2 separate regions of the Homo sapiens genome follow, and region 1 is linked to region 2. Evidence: read pairs that join two places in POLR2A ChIA-PET (ENCODE). Cell type or tissue: IMR-90. All regions are shown on one strand. Links, peaks and the distances in the headings refer to the core of each region. The heading gives the core; the rest is flanking DNA.

Region 1 (10,273 bases), core at 873-8,872, 580 kb after region 2:
TGTTCTATTCTGACAGTCCCCTGGCCTCACGCTGGGGGTACCTCCTCCTCAGGAGGCCCTAACCTCCCACTAGCTCCCAGAATGCAAGTGGGAGAAGGGAGGAGGAATACACTGGGTGTCCCCAGCCTCCCCAGGCCCTGTGCTGGGGGGCTCTGGCCTAGGAAGTAAAAGGAGAGAGAAGGGGAAGGGGAGAGGCGACAGGCGCAGACCCAGCCACCTGCCCACAGGGAGCAGCAGCGGCTGGAATTACAGGGAGACTGAACCATCAGCCCTTGAAACGGCTGCAAGAGGCTGCAGCTCAGATACACAATGTCCTGCCAAACCCCAGTCCTTTAATTCAATTAAGTATGGGACAGACTTCCCAGATTTGTCTATGTGTGTGAGTGCATGTGAAAATCCCGATGTGCACGAATCCCGGGATCTATGCGCTTGTGTGCACGTGCATGTGGATGTGTGAATCCTAATGGTGGAGGACTAAGATGAGAGGAGGCAAATGAGGATGGGGGATGGGACAAGAGAAAGGTGAGACGGTGGCTCCGGGGAAGAGTGGGGACCTACATCTTCCTGGAGGGACCAACTCCAGACCAGGGTTCTCAACCCCCACACCCTGGGGATTGGGGCTGTTTCATTCACTCAGTCTAGCTCTTTTCTCAGACCTACCCCTCCCCACCTTGCCTGTCTGGCCCCCAGAAGGAGGCTCAGCAATGGTTTCATAAAGCTGGGTACGTTTCATGTGCTCCTGTACTTCTCTCCCTGCAGTATCCGGGCCCTGAGCTTTTTTTCTTTTCTGTTTCTTTTTTGCTTTTTTTGAGACAGGGTCTTGCTCTGTCACCCAGGCTGGAATGCAGTGGTGCCATCATAGCTCACTGCAGCCTCAAACTCCTGGGCTTAAGGACCCTCCTAGCTCTCCTAAAAAATTAGCTGGGGGTGGTAGCATGCAGCTGTGGTCCCAGCTACTTAGCCTCCCAAGTAGCTGGGACCACAGGTGCATGCTACCACCCCTTTTTAACTATTAGAAGAGGCAAGTTCTCCCTATGTTGCCCAGGCTGGTCTCGAACCCCTGGGCTCAAGCGACCCTCTGGTCTGGGCCTCCTAGTGCTGGCATTGATTACGGATGTGAGCTCCTGCGCCCAGCGCACATCCTGAGCTTTTAAAGTCATGGGCCTCAGGTCATGCCTACCGAGGTCCAGATGGAAGCCTGTGCTCTACATAATTGCAGGCAGGGCCTACAGGAGAGGTGAGGGCTTTCCTGAGGACAGATCCCTGGAAAGGTGTCCTGCTTAGCCCCTGGAGCCTGGTGGAAGCCCATGCAAAACCCCTCTTGCCATCCAACCACCCCTCCTGCTTGAAGGCTCCAGAGAAGCAGGAGCTGGGAGGGTCCCCACCTCACCCCAACTTAGGGCAACCCCCTCCCCTGTTCCTAGGGTCACTTGTAGCTGTACTGTCCTGGGGGTGGGGCCAGTTCCAGCTGTCTTTCTCCCCTCAGGCCCCAAGGAGCTTGCCTCTCTCCCCAGCCCTCCAGGATCCCTGAACAGCCCCCTTCTGGGAGCAGAGCCAAAAAGATGGGAGAAGGATGTTTATAAGCTGCTAAAAGGGAAAAGGAAAAAGTGGGAGTTGGGGCAGAGAGGCCCAGGCTTCCAGGTAGTATAGACTAGGGCCTCGGTTGCGGGGAGGGAGGGAGGAAGGGAGGGGCTGCCTTCCCCAGGTAGTCCAACATCTGGCTTACTGGACAAAGAAGTGCCCCCTGCCCTGCCCAGCCCACCACAACCAGACCTCAGTGTACACACTCAGGGGTCTCTAGGCCCCATGCTGGCCTGCCACATGACAGTTTCTGACATTCTTATCCTGACCCACAGGACTCTGAGACACTAGTGGGTTTTCTTTTTATGTATTTATTTACTTTTAATAGCTTGTTCCCCTCTCCTCAGCCTGAGGAGGACATGAGCAGGGGAGGGCCCGGGGCCCTGGGGAGCCGAGGCTGGGGGTGTGGCATCAGGAGCCGGCTTGGTGGGAGCGAAAGCCGAGTCTGCAGCTCGTAGGGCTCCTCGCACACAGCTAATGGGAGGCTGGCAGCGGCAAATTGTTGTTTACTTTTAATTAAGTAAACAATGTCGGCTTTCCGCCTCCTCCCCTGCCATCCCAGCCAGTAATTTGGGGGATGACAATGGGGTTGTTTCCTTCCTCCTGCCTGCTTCCCTCCCTCCAAGCACTCCTGCTCGCTCCCCGCTCTGCACAGGCACAGCCGTCAGAACTTGTCATTGGTGGGGGAGGCTCCACCCGAGGAGGGGAAGGTCCCACTGACCCGCTACTGGCTGGGCCCAGCAGGCTGCAGGTTCCACCTCACCAGGGATATGGTTCCACTGTCAGGTTCACCTAAGGGTGACAAGTGCGGCCTTGCCCTGAGACTCTCTAAGCACTGAAGGTGTGATCCATTCTCATTCTGTTCCCTCCCCTCATAGCCCTCCTCCCTAAGCAACATCTCTAAAATCCAGAAAGTTAGAGTCTCTGAGGGATGCAGCAGCAGGGAGACCACCGTCCCAGGTTGGGAAGAGATTCCCCAGGATCCAGGAAACAAGCAGGTGGAACCTCCTGTTTCAGATCAGGGCAAAGGCCACAGCCCCTGAACCAGTGGGCTGCTGGGTGGTACCAGCTTTCCTTGGAAGCAGGGCTGGCTTCATAACCTTGACTTCCACTGTTGCTGTCTTGAAATTCTTAATTTTTGAACAAGGTGCCCTGAGTTTGCATTTTGCACTGGGCCCCACAAATTCTGCAGCTGATTCTGCTCAATGGTCCAAGTAAGTGAGGAACAGAAAGAAGAATGTAGCTAAGCCAGGTTTTCACCCCTGGGTTCCCTGGCCTCGGGTGTAGGCACTGGGCTCCCGAGTGGAAGGACAGGCAAGAGGGTCCCACCCCACTCCAGGGAGGCCGAATTTCAAATGAAGCATCCTAGAAGGCGGGACTCCACGCAGGATCTTTGTGAAAACAAAGTGCTCCTAACACCCTTTAACAGTAAGAGTGAATACCACCGGGTGGGTGGGCCCACCCTATGTGGGCCCAGCCTATGCAAGCTCACCTCTCCAAGCCCTCTGCACACAGTGAGCACCTCATAAGTGCAGCAGAACTGAGCAAAACAGAAAGGAAATCCCTCCCCACTCCCTCCTCTGCCTCCCAAGGATCAAACGGTCGGGTCCAGAGCCAAGCCTGACCCTCAAGCTCCTCCCCGTGAGGCAGAAGAGACTCTTCAAGGTGTGTTCATATAGAACGGGGCGGTGGGGGGGCCTGAGTCATGTGCAAAGCCCGCTCCTCCCCCTGCCCGCCTGCTTCCCCAACTCCTTCCGAAGGGCGGGTACTGCGGCAGCAAAGTTGGCTGGGGCTGGATGCAATTTCAGCCGCAGAGCAGGGCTCCCTGGCTGGAAGCAATTTTCTCATTAGGACCCCAAGCCTGCTAGCTCGTTGCTTTTCAGCCCTCACTCCCCTCCTGCGAAACCGCACCCCACAGGCCTCCCCACAGACCACTCACACGCACAGGGAACCACACGTATATTGAGTTGAGGGGCGACTGGGGGGTCACCTCCGTGGGGCTGGGTGCAAGGAGAGATTTGCTGGCCAAAGTCCCTGGCCAGGGAGGCGCGAGGTGAGATGAGGACTCCTCACCCAGGCTCCCACACCCAGAAGCCAGTCCCTCCTGGCCTGCCCTACAGAGAGAGAGGATCCTAGACTGCAGGACCCAGAGGAGAGGCTGGGGAACCTGGGGCCAGCCGAGCCTGAGGGCTGGCCTCACGCGACACTCCCAAAAGAGACCCCCGCCCCCTTCTTCCTCAGCTAGGCCCGGGGCGAGCAGATGGGCTCTCAGGAGGCAGACCCCCCCCTCCCCCAGCCCTGAGGCTGCTCCAAGTGGAGGGTGGTCTTGGCTGAGGGAGGAGGAGAGCCGAGGCCCCGTGAGGGGCGGCTCCTCACTCCACAGACACATGTGGTTGGACTTAAAAAGCTATTAGGGAGCAAGGCACTGGCGGGAGTGCGGCCGGCCCTCGCACCAGAGGCAGGGGGAGGGCAGATGCCGAGGCGGTGAGCTCAGCACTGCCCTCCCTGGCGGGGCCCCCGGATGCAAGAAGGACTCGGGGGACCCTCACCCTGCGGGAGAGTGGGGCAGGCCCTCGGGGAAGGGCAGGCAGGCTGCTGGGCCTGGGTCCAGGCACAGATTCTGGGAAGCTTAGCAATCTGAAGACTCTAGGCCTGTGGGGGCCAACCTCTAAGTGGGAGGGAGGAGTGGGGAGGGGGGGAGGGTTGTGCCTGGCGCTTGGATGGGGCCCAGGAGGGCACAGACAGGTCCTCGGCTTTCCTCCAGCTTTCTTGGGGTGACAGCCGGCGGGAGGTCTCCTAAAGGGTGTGTGTGTTTGGTGAGGCTGGAAAGGGGGGATTATTAGGAGAGCGGGGGAGAGAGAGAAGGAAGGGAAAAGTGGGCCCCACCCATCACGAGGCCAGAAAGAACCGACGGAAAGTTCTCTAGAGCCGCCAGCTTGTAAAAAGCTCCTTTTCTTTCCAAATTATGAACATTTTTTAACAAGAGGGGGGGAAAACCCCCCAAAGCAGTGATCTAGGACTTCATTAGGACTGTGTGTGTCTCTGTGTGTGACTGTGGCTGGTGACTGAAGGGTGTGCATCTGCTGACATTCGAAAGTGTTCTCCAAAAGCTGGGCCATCCCTCCTTGGTCCCCCTACCCCCGCCCTCCTCAGGTCTGCTATTTTCAGGGCTCTAGGCACCAACCACCCTGTATGCCTAACCCAGGGAGGACACCCCACTGCTGTTACAGAGTGACATGGATGCCAGGAGGGGCTGGGGGCACACAGAGCAAGACCAGGCCTAGGACAGGCAGGCCACTTGCTACGGACCCAGCTCCGACTCTTGGAGTAGGACTCCCTGGGGTACTGGCCTCAGCACTCCCAGGAGTGGGCCATAGGTTTGGGGCACCCACAGGAGTGCAGGGAAACGTCCCACCCAAGACTCTGGAGACTCCTCTGAGCTCCTCAGCCGCCCACCAAGCCCACCTCCAGCCCCCTAGGAACCCAGGGAGCAGTGCAGAAATGGGGAGCTCGAGTTACACACTGCCTCTTCCACTCTGCGGCAAGCAGGAGCTCTGTGTTTTGGAGACATTGAATCTGCCTGATAGCCCCAAGGGGTGGTTATTTTCCCCATCTTTACAGATGAGAACATATCAACAGAGGCTCGGCGAAACCCACCAAAGTCAGCTGGAGCTGGGATGGAGTTGAACCTCCACTTGTCCCCCAACCCCCACCGAAGGCCCAGTGGCCAAGCTCCTGGGAGTTTCCCTTCTCTGTCCAGATCTGTCCACGGTAGAGACGGGAACTGGGGGAGGACCCTGGGCAGGACAGGAGAGGGGACTGCTCTGAGCTACCAGGAGTCAGGCCGGGAAGCAGGCTGGGTGGGGGAGGAGCTGACCACGAAGCTGGGATCCGTGCTCAGGAAACACGCAAAGAATGCCGCTGGCCGCAGGCCAGTAGGCCAGGACCACAAAGAGGCCTTTGTTTTAGGAGGTGTCCAGGGAGTGGATGGACAGAATGGTAGAGGTGGGGGCAGCACCCCTTGAGGGTGGGACTGGGGGAGGGCAGTGATCCCTGTACTGTCCTCACACACCACCCCCTCCTGTCTGTTCCCCCACACCTCAACCCCAGCAGTGGCAGGTTCTTCTATCAGGCCCCAGACTCCCAGGGAGGGAGCCCTTGGGGACAGATTCTCCTACTTCTCAGCTCCTGACCTCCCTCAACTGGTGGGGGTATATGTCCCAAATCCACCCTTCTGAACCCCAGAAGTTCCTAGGTGCCCCACTGACATCCTTCTCTGCCTCTACCTCTACATGCTGCTGGGGGCTTTGGGAATGAGGATGGAGGATGGGCTGGAGGGTAGCAAGGGTGGGATGGTTAGGGGCCTTTCTCCCTTCCAGGTGGACTGTCTGAGGGCACCAGAGTCACCCTGCTCCCATAGTTATCCTCGCCTCCAGGCGGAAGGGAGGGAAGGCCTTGGAACATTTCCTCTCCCCTTCCCCCCTCTGCAGTTGCAGTTTCCCTGGCCCCTTCTTGGCATCTGGAAAAGTTTGGGAAACTTAAAAAAAATATTTTTGGAGAGTTTGTCTATTGCTCCCCAGCCCTGTGAGGGAGCTACAGCCAAGAGGAAGAAGGAAAAGGAGTGGGTTGGGGTGACTAGGGGATAGAGAGTAAAGTCAAAGAGAAGCAGAGCACTCGGAAAAAGGGCAGCACCCAAGGGTGCTCCCTCAGCCAGCCTGACCCCCATCTAGGTTTCCTGGAGCTACAGGAAAGACCCCCACAAAACACTGTCAAACCACCCAGCACACCAGGCCCTGATGAAGCCCTACCCCGCATTCTGCTTAGCACCTTCTCTGGGCCATCTCCTGCCAGACATGTGTGCACTGTGCAGGAGGGGCAGCCTGTGGCTGTGGGGCCACACGGAAGGAAGGGACGTCTTAAGGCTGGATGGCCAGAGGCAGTACCAGCAGCTTCAAGTGGGGATGGAGGAGAAGGCAGGTTTCTGTCTGGATTTCCACCTCCCTGTGAACAGGACGAAGGGAACATGGGAAGACACAGACTCCTGGGGACTTGGGCTGCAGTGCCAGGCAGAACAGAACTGTGATTAATGTCCCTGTCCTCATCATCCTCACTCCTCTGGTCTGTGTGTGTGGACGGGTGCAGGGGGTGCCAACCTCACGGCCCTGGAGCCGAGCCGTTCCAAGAAGCACAGAAGCACAGCCTCAACTGGGTCGAGATGAGCACAGTATATGGAATCGGCAGGGTTAAGGCCAGGCTATGAACAACTCTAGGTTCAGCCCAAGAAAGGGCACATGTCTGACATGTGACTGTTTCTCTGAGAGAATCTGGATTGTCTTATCTAAGCCAGGAGTGTGCCCCCTTCACCCTGACATGGCCCTCAGCAGAGCCAGGGCCAGCAGCGCAGGAAGCTCACTGGCATGACCCCCAGTGACTCATGGTGGTCCTGCCTGGCAGCTCCTGCATCGTCACCAGGACATCCTCAGGTGACCCACCTGTGTTCTGAGAACAGGGGGATCACTCAGGTGGTTCGTGCCATCCAGGTGGGCTCCCATCTGGGCTCTACCCCCAGCCTAGATGGCCAGCAGTGTGCCTCTGTCTCCTAAGGATGGCTCCATTCCTGGAGACAAAAGAGCACATCTCAGAGAGGCAGCAGCTGGCAGAGGCAGGGGGAAAGCCTGGAGGACCAACAGCACCTGGGTACTAGGTGGAAATGCAGATTCACGAGCCCTGCCCAGACCTACCCACTTGGACAAGCCCCAGGATCTGCATTTTAACAAGCCCCCAGAGGTGCAAGGGCAGGCAGCTGCATATCAACCCGGGCACCACCTGGATGCCTGAGGGCGTTTGGTCCCAAATCCTGCAAGCAGAGTGGACAGCAAAGGAAAGACAGAAGGGAAATGGGGCACAGAGGAGTGGGTAATCGGCAGGAGGGAGGTCTGCAAAGGAAGTGGAGAAACCTGGAGAGCATGAAGCCGGAGCGGAGAAGGCGGGCGCTGTGAGGAGGAGGCGGCGCCTAAGAAGTGCCTTCCCGCAGCCGCCCGGCTGCTCCCGGGAGCCGCCCCGCCCCCTCCAGGCACCTGCTAAGGCGGCAGCGGCGGGTTGTGTTTCTTTAACCCCTGGGGCCTGTTGACACAGATTAGTATCGCTGGTCAGGGGTCAATAGGGAAGGCTCTTGAGGTCAAGACCTGAACAACTGGAGTTGTAATGAGCCACGTGGGGAAGAGGCCCAGGGAGAGGAGAGGGCCAAGAAGGGAGGAGGAGGAGGGCTGGGCTTCTCCGAGGAAGGGCCTCTAGAGCTCACTCGCCTGAGAGGCTGTCTCCTCCCCGAACCTGCCTGACTTGAGGCTTGGAAAAAAATCTGGCTCACTGGCCTGGGTACGGGGGAGATGTCACTGGCTGACTAGAGCTGGAATCCCAGCTAGAGAAGGACAGGGGAGAACCAGCGAGAAGAAAAGCAGCAAAGAGCCACCTTGCAGGACGGCTGACTTGTGCAATGCTGTCAGGTCAGACAGCATTCCCCTCCTCTTCCCTTCCATCCCTAGTACCCTGAGTGAGCTCTGGGTAGTGGCCAGACACACCCCTCTTCCTCCTTGAGTCTTTGGCAGCACCGTGATGTGCCCACCTGAGGCATCCCCCTACCCTGGGCCACCTGGCAAAGCCAGAGCTGAGTGACTCATTTAGAGCCCTCTGGCCCTGAGTGGGGCTGGTATAGGGGCCAGACAGCATCCCAAACACCTGGTGGGACAGCCTTAGCCACACCTTCAGCGATGAGATCTGCAGCACAGTACCCAAGCCATGGGGCAGCTACTCCGTGGCTCCCCTGCTACTATCCTCCTGGAGGTATGCACCCTCCTCCCTCCACTGCCAAGTCATTACCAACAACACCAGGGTAGCAACTATGCTTTTCTCCCGGGACCTGGAGGCTGCTTTGGGGCCTGCCTTCTCCCTGCCCAGGGCCATCTCCAAGGGGGCTGGTCTGGAAGGACGGAAGGGACAGGCCATCTGTCTGCAGGCTACTCAGCCACATGCTTAGAGGAGTGAAGGGAAAGAGCCAAAAGACAGGTCGCATGTCCCCTGTGACCAGAGCTTCCCCAGTAGTCTGGAACAGTTAGGTCACCTGTTTGGGTTAAAGGGGACTGGGTTTCCTCAGAATCACTCTAGAGCTCTCCAAGTCCTGTCTGGGTCACAGAGAAGCAAATATGAGGCCACCGACACCCAGGGGTCCAGAGAGTAATGGGAGGTACACCTTGATTCTATATTCATTTGTATGTCTGCAGGGGCAGACATACAAATCTGTGTGGGTCACACACAGATCTGTGACATGCACACTTGGAAAAGCACATGCAGTGCCTTAAAGTTAATTCCACATGTGTTTGTTGGCACCTGCTAGACGCCAGGAACCACACAGATACAGAGCCAGAGAAGCTGCCTGGGTAACACCCCCCTGCAGCTGAAAGCTGGTGTGTAATGGACAAAATGGAGGCCCCCTCAGAGGGAGGGACTGGCCTCAGAGGATGAGAAGTGATGCGGGACAAGGCTGCACCAAGGAGGTGACAGCCAGGCCGGGGGTAAAAAGATAGAGGCCGTCAGACAAAAGGGGAAGGGACCATGCCAGATACACATGAGCAGAGGCCCAAAGGCAGGAATAGCACAGCACACTCAGGGGCTATAGAGAGCTCCAAATGCTGGAATATGCAGTATAGGAGAAGTAAAGAAATGCAGTGATGGAAGGGTCAGCAGGGGCCCAACCCAGAGAGACCCTGGGTGCCCACTAAGGGGACAGCACTGCTGGGCAGACAAGATGCACAAGGAATGCAGTTATGAAACTCTAGGACAGGGCAATTCCTAAGTATATACCCTAGAGAATCCAAAACATACATCCACATAAATGCTTGTACATGCATGTTTACTGCAACATTACTCACACCACAAAGTGGAAAGAGCCCAAATATCCATCAATGTATGAATGGATAAACAAAATGTGGCACAGCCATACAATTAAATATTATTTGGCCTTAAAAAGGAACTGGCCGGGTGCAGTGGCTCTCGCCTGTAATCCCAACACTTTGGGAGGCCGAGGTGAGCGGATCACGAGATCAGGAGTTCGAGACCAGCCTGGCCAATATGGTGAAACCCTGTCTCTACTAAAAACACAAAAATTAGCTGGGCATGGTGGCGGGCGCCTGTAGTCCCAGCTACTTAGGAGGCCGAGGCAGAAGAATCGCTTGAACCCAGGAGGCAGAGGTTGCAGTGAGCAGAGATCGCGCCACTGCACTCCAGCCTGGGCGACAGAGTAAGACTCTGTCTCAAAAAAAAAAAAAAAAGGAACCACTGACACTTGCTGCTACAACATATAGGAACCTTGAAAACATTATGCTCCGTGAAAGAAGCCCGACATGAAGACCACATAGTGTATGATCTCATTTATATGAAACATCCACAACTAGGCAAATCCATAGAAACAAAGCAGATTAGCGGTTGCCAGGGCCTAGGAGGAATGAGGAATTGGGACTAACAACTAATAGGTATGGAGTTTCTTTTGGGAGCAATGGAATTGTTCTGGAATTAGATGGTGGTGATGGTTACACAACATTGTGAAGGTACTAAATGGCACTGAATCCTATGCTTAATTTTTAGTTTATTTTTTTATTTTTTATTTTTTTTAGAGGCAGTCTTACTCTGTTGCCTGCCC
Region 2 (10,273 bases), core at 980-8,979:
TAGCAAAATTGACGACAGTGTTACATGATACCTAGTGTCACTCACTGATTTATCTGCAGGCTTTTCTCCGTGTTTCCTACACCCCTGGACTCCCCCTGGAAGTCTTTAGCACATCTTTTCCTAGCCGGACGGTTTTTTCAGGACCCACTCTGTGCCAGAAACTGTTTTAAATGCCTCCCTTTTTCATAATCATTTCATCAAGATTATTTGTCCATTCAAGGTTCTTAGCCTGTTTTACAGGGAGACTGAGACTCAGATTAAGTTACCATTATGGGTTGAATTATGTCTTTGAAAGCTCATAAGTTGAGCTGGGCATGGTAGCACACACCTGTAATCCCAGCTACTCGGGAGGCTGAGGTGGGAGGACTGCTTGAGTTCAGGAGTTTGAGGCTGCAGTGAGCTATGACTGCGCCACTGCACTCCAGCCTGGGTGACAGAGCCAGGCCTCGTGTCTTAAAAAAAAGTTCATAAGTTGAAGTCCTAACTTCTAGTACCCTAGAATGTGACTTTATTTGGAACTTGGGTCATTAGAGACATAATTCATTAAGATGAGGTCACTGGGGTGGGCCTAGTCTTAGTTCGTTCCTGCTGCTATAACAAAATACCAGAGAATGGGTAATTTGTAAACAACAGATATTTATTGCTTATGGTCCTAGAGGCTGGGAAGTCCAAGATCAAGGCACCAGCAGATTCAGTGTCTGGTGAGGGCTTGTCCTCCGCCTTCGAGATGGTATCTTGTTGTTGTGTTTTTACGTGGCAGAAGAACAAAAGGGCAGCCAGGCATGGTGGCTCGTGCCTTTAATGCCAGCACTTTGGGAGGCAGAGGCAGGAGGATCACTTGAGCCCAGGAGTTCAAGACCAGCCCGGACAACATAGCAATACCCTGTCTCAAAAAAAGTTTTGTTTTGTTTTTTTTTTTTAAAGAACAGATGGGCAGCCGGGCATGGTGGCTCACGCCTGTAATCCCAGCACTTTGGGAGGCCGAGGCGGGCGGATCACGAGGTCAGGATATCGAGACGATCCTGACCAACATAGTGACACCCCATCTCTACTAAAAATACAAAAATTAGCCAAGCATGGTGGCGCATGCCTGTAATCCCAGCTACTCGGGAGGTGGAGACAGGAGAATCCCTTGAACCAGAGAGTTGGAGGTTGCCGTGAGCCAAGATCACGCCACAGCACTCTAGCCTGGCAACAGAGGGAGACTCCGTCTCAAAAAAAAAAAAAAAAAAAAAAAAAAAAAAAAAAAAAAAGAACAGATGGGCCAAAGGCCCTAGCTAGTTCCCTCAGGCCCTTTTTTAAGGTACTAATCCCATTCAGAGGGGCAGAGTCCTCCGGACTTAATCACCTCTAAAGGCCCCACTGCTTAACACTATTGCATGGGTCTTAGGGTCCAACATTTCAATTTGGGTGCACACATGCATTCAAACCCTGGCAATCCCTAATCCAATATGACTGGTATCCTCATAGAAGGAGGAGAATTTTGAACATAGGCAGTGGACACACACACACACACACACGCGCGCGCGCGAAGGAAGGAAGGAAGGAAAAGAGAGAGACAGAAGAAGGAAGGAAGGAGAAGAGAGAGAGACAGAGGAAGGAAGGAAGGAAAAGAGAGAGAGGAAGGAAGGAAAGAAGGAAGGAAAAGAGACAGAAGAAGGAAGGAAAAAGAGAGAGGAAGGAAGGAAGGAAAGAAGGAATGGAGGAAGGAAAAGAGAGAGAGACAGAGGAAGGAAGGAAGGAAAAGAGAGAAAGAGAGGAAGGAAGGAAGGAAAGAAGGAAAGAAAGAAGGAAAAGAGAGACAGAGGAAGGAAGAAAAGAAGGAAGGAAAAGAGAGAGACAGAGGAAGGAAGGAAGGAAAAGAGAGAGAGAGACAGAGAGGAAGGAAGGAAGGAAAGAAGGAAGGAAGGAAGGAAAGGAAGAGAGACCATGGCACCAGGAAGTGATAAAGTTGGGGTCTGAGCACAGAAGGATTCGATTTCAGAGCCTGTGTGTCTTCTTGCAGTTTAAACAATTGGCTCACACAGGCAAGGAGAGTGTACACTTTATCTCACATATTATTTCTTGGTTTCCTGCATCCTAATTGTCCTTCTGTCACTGTTAATGCATAACTAGACTTTGCCCAGGATATGCAAGCAACGATTTTCTTGCCTGGGCCAATGGCAAAGGCATTCATTCTGCTGATGGTAGATGGTGTCAAATTTCCCAGTAGCGCTCTGTGTGCGGGGCTCAGCTGTTGGGCTCAGAGAGAGACCTCTGCCCCCATGGAGGGCATTATATGTTTGGCCAGCTGCCTGCTCTCTGGGCCAAGAGAAATACGATCAGAACATAAACAGTATAGTAACAGCACTCCACCCACAGCGGGACTGGCTCAAAACCAGATGTCACGAGGAACATAAATGCATAAATGGGATTGTCCTTGAGGCTTACTGGAGGCTTCCCTGGAAAATCAATTTTCCCTTTTGTATCTGTTTCCTTTGGTAGCCAGAGAAGGAAAAAGGAATCAGATCAGCCAAGCAGGCTGCTGAGAAAGATGACCTGAATTGCAGGGATGCAGAAAGTGCTGAAGATGCTTTGTCAGCTGAGAACTGGTTAAGAGAAAGTGGGTAAAGTCCATTTTTCCTTCCAGCTCTACTCTTCCTCACCTTCTACCCTCTTCTGTTCCTGAGGCTGACCCCAAAAGACAACATCATTGGGCTCTGTTGCCCACTGGCTTTTGGTTGGCTCAGCCAATGGGAGTTACTCACAGATGAAAAGTGAGAGAAGGTGCGATGGCTCATGCCTGTAATCCCAGCACTTTGGGAGGCTGAGCGGGGAGCATTGCTTGAGGCCGGGAATTTGTGACCAGCCTGGGCAGCATAGGGAGACTCCATCTCTCCAAAGAAAGAAAAAGAAAAGAAAGAGAAAAAAAAAAAAAGGAAGGAAGGAGAGAGAGAGGGAAGGGAGGGAGGGAGGAAGGAAGGAAGAATTAGCTGAGTATGGTGGCACATACTTGTAGTGCCAGTTACTTGGGAGGCTGAGGCAGGAGGATTACTTGAGCCCAGGAGGTCGAGGCTGCAGTGAGCTATGATCCTGTCACTGCACTCCAGCCTGGGTGACAGAGCAGAAAAAAAAAAAAAAGTGGGAGAAGGGTGAGGTTGAGGGAATTTATCTTATTTATTTATTATTTATTTATTTATTTATTTATTTGAGACGTAGTCGTCTCACTTTGTCAACCAGACTGGAGTGCAGTGGCGTGATCTCAGCTCACCGCAACCTCCACCTCCTGGGTTCAAGTGATTCTCCCTGCCTCAGCTTCCCGAGTAGCTGGGATTACAGGCACCTGACACCACACCCGGATAATTTTTGTATTTTTTGTAGAGACAGAGTTTCACCATGGTGGCCAGGCTGGTCTCAAGCTCCTGACCTAAAGAGATCCACACACCTCGATCTCCCAAAGTGTTGGGATTATAGGCATGAGCCACCGCGCCCGGCCAGTTAAGGGAATTTAAATTTATTTCCTTGGCTTCCTCTGTTTCAGGTTGCTATGGGTTGTGTGCGTCCCTCTTTCAGGCTGCCTTTTCTGCACAATTCTCCCTGTGTCTGTGGAGCCTAGAACCTTCTCTTCTTCACCCCTTCAGGTGTGGGTGGTAACAGCTTCCTGTAGTTGCTGTTGCATTATCCAACCGATCCAGCCTTTGCTGTAAATATATTTTATTAAATGCTTCTCAGATTACCCAGTTTGAATGTGCCCTCTGTTTTTTGCATGGGCCCTTGGAGGTAAGTGAGGTAGTATTCTCTGCCTCGTTCCTGGACTGGCTGACCAAGGCCCTCCCAGTTTTCTAACTGGATCAACACATGACATTGCTTTCTAAATGGTTTTGCTTCCAGCATCTTTTCTTTCTTTTCTTTTCTTTCTTTTTTTTGAGATGGAGTCTTGCTCTGTTGCCCAGGCTAGAGTGCAGTGGCATGATCTTGGCTCACTGCAAGCTCCGCCTTCCGGGCTCACACCATTCTCCTGCCTCAGCCTCCCAAGTAGCTGGGACTACAGGTGCCCACCACCACACCCGGCTAATTTTTTGTAGTTTTTAGTAGAGACGGGGTTTCACTGTGTTAGCCAGGATGGTCTCAATCTCCCGATCTCGTGATCCGCCCGCCTCAGCCTCCCAAAGTGCTGGGATTACAGGCGTAAGCCACCGCGCCTGGCTTTTTTTTTTTTTTTTTTTTTTTTTTGAGACAGAGTCTCGCTCTGTAGCCCACCTGGAGTGCAGTGGCGCAAACTCGGCTCACTAAAACCTCTGCCTCCTGGGTTCAAGTGATTCTCCTACCTCGGCCTTCCGAGTAGCTGGATTACAGGTGTGTGCCACCACACCCGGCTAATTTTTTGTATTTTTAGTAGAGACGGGGTTTCACCATGTTACCCAGGATGGTCTCCATCTCCTGACCTCGTGATCCACCCACCTTGGCCTCCCAAAGTGCTGGGATTACAGGCATGAGCCACTGTGCCTGGCCTTTTTTTTTTTTTTTTTTTTTTTTTTTTTTTTTGAAGGCAGAGTTGAAAAACCAATTGGAATCATAGAGAAGGTGCCCAGACTTTGGCTACTGGACAGAAGTTCCTTTTTTTTTTTTTTTTTTTTTTTTTTTTTTTAGACAGGGTCTCCCTCTGTCACCTAGGCTGGAGTGCAGTGGGGCAATCTCAGCTCACTGCAACCTCTGCCTCCCGGGTTCAAGCAATTCTCCAGCCTCAGCCTCCCAAGTAGCTGGATTACAGGCGTGTGCCACCGCACTTGGCTAATTTTTTGTGCTTTTATTAGAGATGGGGTTTCACCGTGTTGGCCAGGCTGGTCTCTAGCTCCTGACCTCCCAAGTGCTGGGATTATAGGCATGAACGAACATGGTAAAACCCCGCCTCTACTAAAAATACAAAAAATAACGAGCCGGGCATGGTGGCCCTAGCCTGTAATTCCAGCTACTCAGGAGGCTGAGGCACGAAATGGAGATATCTCCCCTTCTTCTGCTTTTTTGTTCTATCCTTGCCCTCAGTGGATTGGAAGATACTCACTGCATCGAGGAGGCTGAATCTTCTTTACTCAGTCTACAGATTCAAACACGAATCTCTTCTAAAAACACAGACACATCCAGAAATAAGGTGTAACTAGCTATCTGGGTATCTCTTAACCCAGTCAAGCTGACCCCAAATTAACCATCACAGCTGCATCATACATGACCCCAAAACTTAGTGGCTTAAAGCAATAGTCATTTATTCCCCATGCACATGTGTACCAGCTGGGTTTGGCTGATCTGGCTGGGGCTCAGCTGGGTGACTCCTCTGCTCCACGTGTCCCTCCTCTTCCTCCTGGGACAGTTGTTTCCGTGGTGGGAGCAGAGGTGCAAGAGGGCAGGCAGAAACACATGTGGCTTCTGAATCCTGGTTTGGAACTCACTCCTTGCCATTTCTGCCCACCTACCATTGACTGAAGCAAGTCACGTGGCCAAGCCTAAGGCCAAGCCATGGAGAAGTACCCACCACCCATGATGAGACCATCGCAAAGATAGGCACACAGGAGAGAGTGACTCATCAGGGCCAATCATTCAATCTATTCATGGTCACCAACTCTGGCAAAAAACACAAGAGTTTAAAAGATGGTTGACTCAGGATGGTCTCATTTGCGTAAGAGGAAAAGTAGAACTTTTTGACATTTTCAAAGGACTTCTAAGGAAACCAGGATGACTATTTATGTTGATCACGAAGTGACTCATACAAGTCATGTGATTTAAAAACAGGAAAATTCAATGCTAATTGCATAGACTTATGACTCCCTGCATAATAATGACAGCTTATGTGACATAGCATTTTTGAGTTCACGAGGCACTTTAATAACCACGTCTTATGTTATACTAGGAACAAATTTCTCCTTTTTTTTTTTTTTTTTTTTTTGAGACAGAGTCTCACCCTGTCACCCAGGCTGGAGTATAGCAGCGTGATCTCGGCTCACTGCAACCTCCGCCTCCCAGGTTCAACCGATTCTCCTGTCTCAGCCTCCAGAATAGCTGGGATTCCAGGCGCGCACCACCATGCCTGGCTAATTTTTTGTAGTTTTAGTAAAGACAGGGTTTCACCATGTTGGCCAGGCTGGTCTCAAACTCCTGACCTCAGGGAATCCACCTGCCTTGGCCTCCGAAAGTGCTGGGATTACACGCATGAGCCAACGGACCTGGCCAAGCCTAGGATTTTTATTATCTGGCCTTTTACCAAAAAAAAAAAAAAGAAAAAAAGTATGATGTCTCTTGACATGCATGATCTCACGTTTTAATTAAATAAATTTTTAAATCAACAAGTAAAAATTGTATATATACTTATGGATGTTTTGATATATATACATACATTATACAATGGCTAAATCAAGCTATTTAACATATGCATTAACTCATATAATCCATATCGTACTCACATGGTTTAAAATTCCCTAAATATAAAAAAATAAGCAGAGAAAAGCGGACCCCTATGATTGATTTTCATGTGTCTTTCAGAGATGGTTTTTGTCTTAGCCCTCTTTCTGTTGCTTATAACAGAATACCTGAAACTGGGCTGGGCATGGTGGTTGACTCCTGTAATCCCAGCACTTTGGGAGGCCAAGGTGGGAGGACTGCTTGAGCCTAGGAGTTTGAGACCAGCCTGGGCAACACGGCAAAACCCTATCTCTATAAAACATTTAAAAAATCAGCTGGGCAGAGTGGCGCACGCCTGTAGTCCCGGCTACTCGGGAGGCTGAAGTGGGAGGATCACTTGAGCCAGAGATGTTGAGGCTGCAGTGAGCCATGATCGCGCCACTGCACTCCAGCTTGGGTGACAGAGCAAGACTCTGTCTCATTTAAAAAAAAAGTATACCTGAAACTGGGTAATTTATAAAGAAAAGGAGTTAATTTCTTCCAGTTACGGAGGCTGAGAAGTTCAAGGTCAAGAGGCCAAATCTGAGGAGGAGCTCCTTGTTGGTGGGGATTCTGCAGAGTCCCAAGTCGGTGCAGGGGATGGCATGGTGAGGAGCTGAGTGTGCAAGCTCAGGTTTCTCTTCCTCTTCTCCTCTCCTCTCCTCTCCTTTCCTCTCTTTCTTTTTAAAATAGACACAGGGGTCTCACTATGTTGCCCAGGCTGGTCTCAAGCTTCAGGTCTCTCTTCCTTTTCCCCTTCCCTCTCCTCCTCTCCCCTCCCCTCTTCTCCCCTCCCCTCTCCTCTCCTTTTAAAAATAGAGACAGGGGTCTCACTATGTTGCCCAGGCTGGTCTCAAACTTCTGTCCTCAAGCAATCCTCCTGCCTTGGCTTTCAAAAGTGCTGGGATTACAAGCATGAGTCACTGCCCCCGGCTCATCTTTCTCTTTTCATAAGGCCACCAGTCCCACTTCCATAACAACCCCTTAATCCATTAGCCCATTAATTCATTAATCCATAAATGAATCAGTCCATTCATGAGGGCTGTCATGACCCAGTCACCTTGTAAAGGTCCCACCTCCCAGTACTGCCATACTGGGGATTCAATTTCAACATGAATTTTAGCAGGGACAAACAGCCAAACCATAACAGTTTTAGAAGCAAATATTATTTTCTTGTTGTTCCTTTTTAACACGATCTCATTTAATGCTCACAAAATCCCCACCAGGTATGAAGGATTAGCCTGGTTTTACTGATGTGGAGATGAAGCTTGGGCAGGGTCCCAGGCTGGCAGGGTGGATTGAGTCCTTTTGTTCTCCAGGCCGAGGGACCCCAGGGCTGGCTTCTTCTCTACACTCCAGTGTAGGTGACGGACCTGGAGGCCTCCTGGCCTGGGGAAAATCCCACCAGCTTTGCTTTGAGTTGCTTCCCATCCTAGTGGCTCCCCAGCTGCTGAACTACGGGCTGGACTCACCCACATAGAAATCCCCCAATCTGGTTTTTTTTTTTTTTTTTTTTTTTTTGAGATGGAGTTTCGCTCTTCTTGCCCAGGCTGGAGCGCAGTGGTGCAATCTTGGCTCACTGCAACCTCTGCTTCCTGGGTTCAAGTGATTCTCTTGCTTCAGCTTCCCAAGTAGCTGGGATTACAGGCATGCACCACCATGCCCGGCTAGTTTTTTGTATTTAGTAGAGACCGGGTTTCACCATGTTGGTCAGGCTGGTCTCAAACTCCTGACCTCAGGTGATCCACCCACCTCGGCCTCTCAAAGTGCTGGGATTACAGCCGTGAGCCACTGTGTCCAGCCAAAATTGTCTGTTGGTCTAAACCCACTGACATGGGCTGCATTCTTCTTAATCCACACTTCCCAGACGTCTCTTTAAAATAGAAAATTTCAATAAAATAAAATAAAATAAAAACAAAAAAGAAAAGAAAAGGAAACAAAACAAATATAGAAAATTACTAGCCTGGGCAATATAGCGAGACCCCATCTCTACAAAAAATCAAAAAAATTAGCTGGACATGGTGTCGTGAGCCTATAGTACCAGCCACTCAGAAGGCTGAGGCGGGAGGATTGCTTGAGCCCAGGAGGTTTGGGCTGCAGTGAGCCATGATTGTACCACTGCACTCCATCCTGGGCATCAGAATGAGATCTTGTCTCAAAAACAGAAACAAAATTTCAAATATACACAAAGTAGAGAAGTAGAGAGAATACAATGAAAAAAATACAGCAAATCCCCAAGGCCCTATCACCCAGCTTCTCCAATTAGCAATTCCCTCCCTTCCCCTCCCCTCCCCTCCCTCCCCGCTTCCCACCTCCCAGTACTGCCATATTGGGGATTCAATTTCAACATGAATTTTACCGGGGACAAACAGCCAAACCATAACAGTTTTAGAAGCAAATATTATTTTCTTGTTCCCTTCCCTTCCCTCCCCTCCCCTCCCCCCTTCCCTCCCCTCCTCTCCCCTCCCTTCCCTTCCCATTCTTTCCCCCTTCCCTTCCCCTTCCCCTTTCCCTTCCCCCTTCCCTTTCCCCTTCCTTTCCCTTCCCTTCCACAAGGTCTTGCTCTGTCGCCCAGGCTGGAGTGCAATGGCATGATCATAGCTCACCGCAGCCTCAACTTCCCAGGCTCAGGTGATTCTCCCACCTCAACCTCTCAGGTAGCTGGGAACTCAGGCACGCATTTTTGTATTTTTTTGTAGAGACAGGTTTTTGCCATGTTGCCAAGGCTAGTCTCTAACTCCTGGGCTCAAGCGATTCTCTTGCCTCAGCCTCCCAAAGTGCTGGGATTACAGGCATGAGCCACCCTCGTGCGTGGCCAATTAGCAGTTTTCTGCTCTTCGGGTGTATCTTTTCCCTTCTTTTCTGGTGGGATTTTTTTTTTAAGTAGAGGTGAAATTCACATAACATAAACTTAACTATTTTAAAATGCTATTCTGGCCAGGTGCGGTGGCTCACTCTTGTAATCCCAGTATTTTGGGAGGCCGAGGCAGGCAATTACTTGAGGTCAGGAGCTTGAGACCAGCCTGGCCAACATGGTGAAACCTCGTCTCTACTAAAAATACAAAAATTAGCCGGGCATGGGGGAGGGCGCCTGTAATCCCAGCTACTCGGGAGGCTGAGGCAGGAGAATTGCTTGAACCCAGGAGGCGGAGGTTGCATTGAGCTAAGATTGCCCCACTGCACTCCAGCCTGGGCGACAGAGCAAGACTCTGTCTCAAAAATAAATAAATAAGTAAATAAATAAATAATAAAATAAAATGCAATTCCATAGCACATTCACGATGTTGTGAAAACCATCACCTTTATCTAGTTCCAGAACATTTTCATGACCCCGAAAGGAAACCCCATCCCTGACAGCAATCACTCCACATTCCCTCTCCACCTGCCCCTGCCAATCACTCACCTGATTTCCATCTCTATGGATCTGCCTACTCTGGACAATTTGCATAAATGGAATCCTACACCATGTGGTCTTTTGTGTCTGCCTTCTTTCACTCAACATCATGTTTTTGGGGTTCATCCACGTTGCAGCACGGATCAGTGCTTCATTCCGTTTCATGGCTGAATAATATTCCATTGCATAGCTATGCCATATTTTATTTATGTGGTGCTGTTTCCTGGAGTTTTTAAAAAAGCAAATCCAGGTATCATATCACCTTATCCATAAATACTTCCATATGCATCTCTAACAGACAAACACTTTTAAAGAACACCATAACCAAATACCACCAACAGTCCTTACAAAACTCACATGAATTCTTTAAAATCCCCTGACACCCAGTCAGGTTCGATTTTCCCCACCTGTCTAAATGCTGCTTTGTTCTTAATGAGGTAGATTCTCCCCATTTTGGCTCAGCCTTGGGAA

What was found. ChIA-PET counts read pairs that join two places held together with the same protein. Peaks named below come from ENCODE experiments on the same cell type or tissue, not always from the same donor. Only the 100,000 strongest peaks of a DNase experiment are listed, where the experiment ranks them.
Region 1: POLR2A ChIA-PET joins it to region 2 with 13 read pairs; 2 of 35 experiments call an interaction of 5 or more read pairs at or near these places.

Annotation. Positions count from the first base shown.
Region 1 is chr19:13,049,228-13,059,500 of GRCh38, reverse strand. All of the region lies in intron 2 of NFIX (nuclear factor I X), which reads right to left. Among named protein-coding and RNA genes, the nearest start is that of NFIX-AS1, 39 kb to the right of the region's middle. RefSeq lists enhancers at 1,637-2,223, 3,398-3,983, 4,571-5,157, 2,960-6,804. In IMR-90, for the core only: a CTCF peak has its summit at 4,085; DNase peaks (open chromatin) are centred at 3,290, 4,080 and 5,470; H3K27ac peaks cover 6,398 bases.
Region 2 is chr19:13,625,259-13,635,531 of GRCh38, reverse strand. No RefSeq gene overlaps it. Among named protein-coding and RNA genes, the nearest start is that of YJU2B, 120 kb to the left of the region's middle. In IMR-90, for the core only: no CTCF peak of the experiment used is centred there; DNase peaks (open chromatin) are centred at 2,291 and 5,651; H3K27ac peaks cover 977 bases.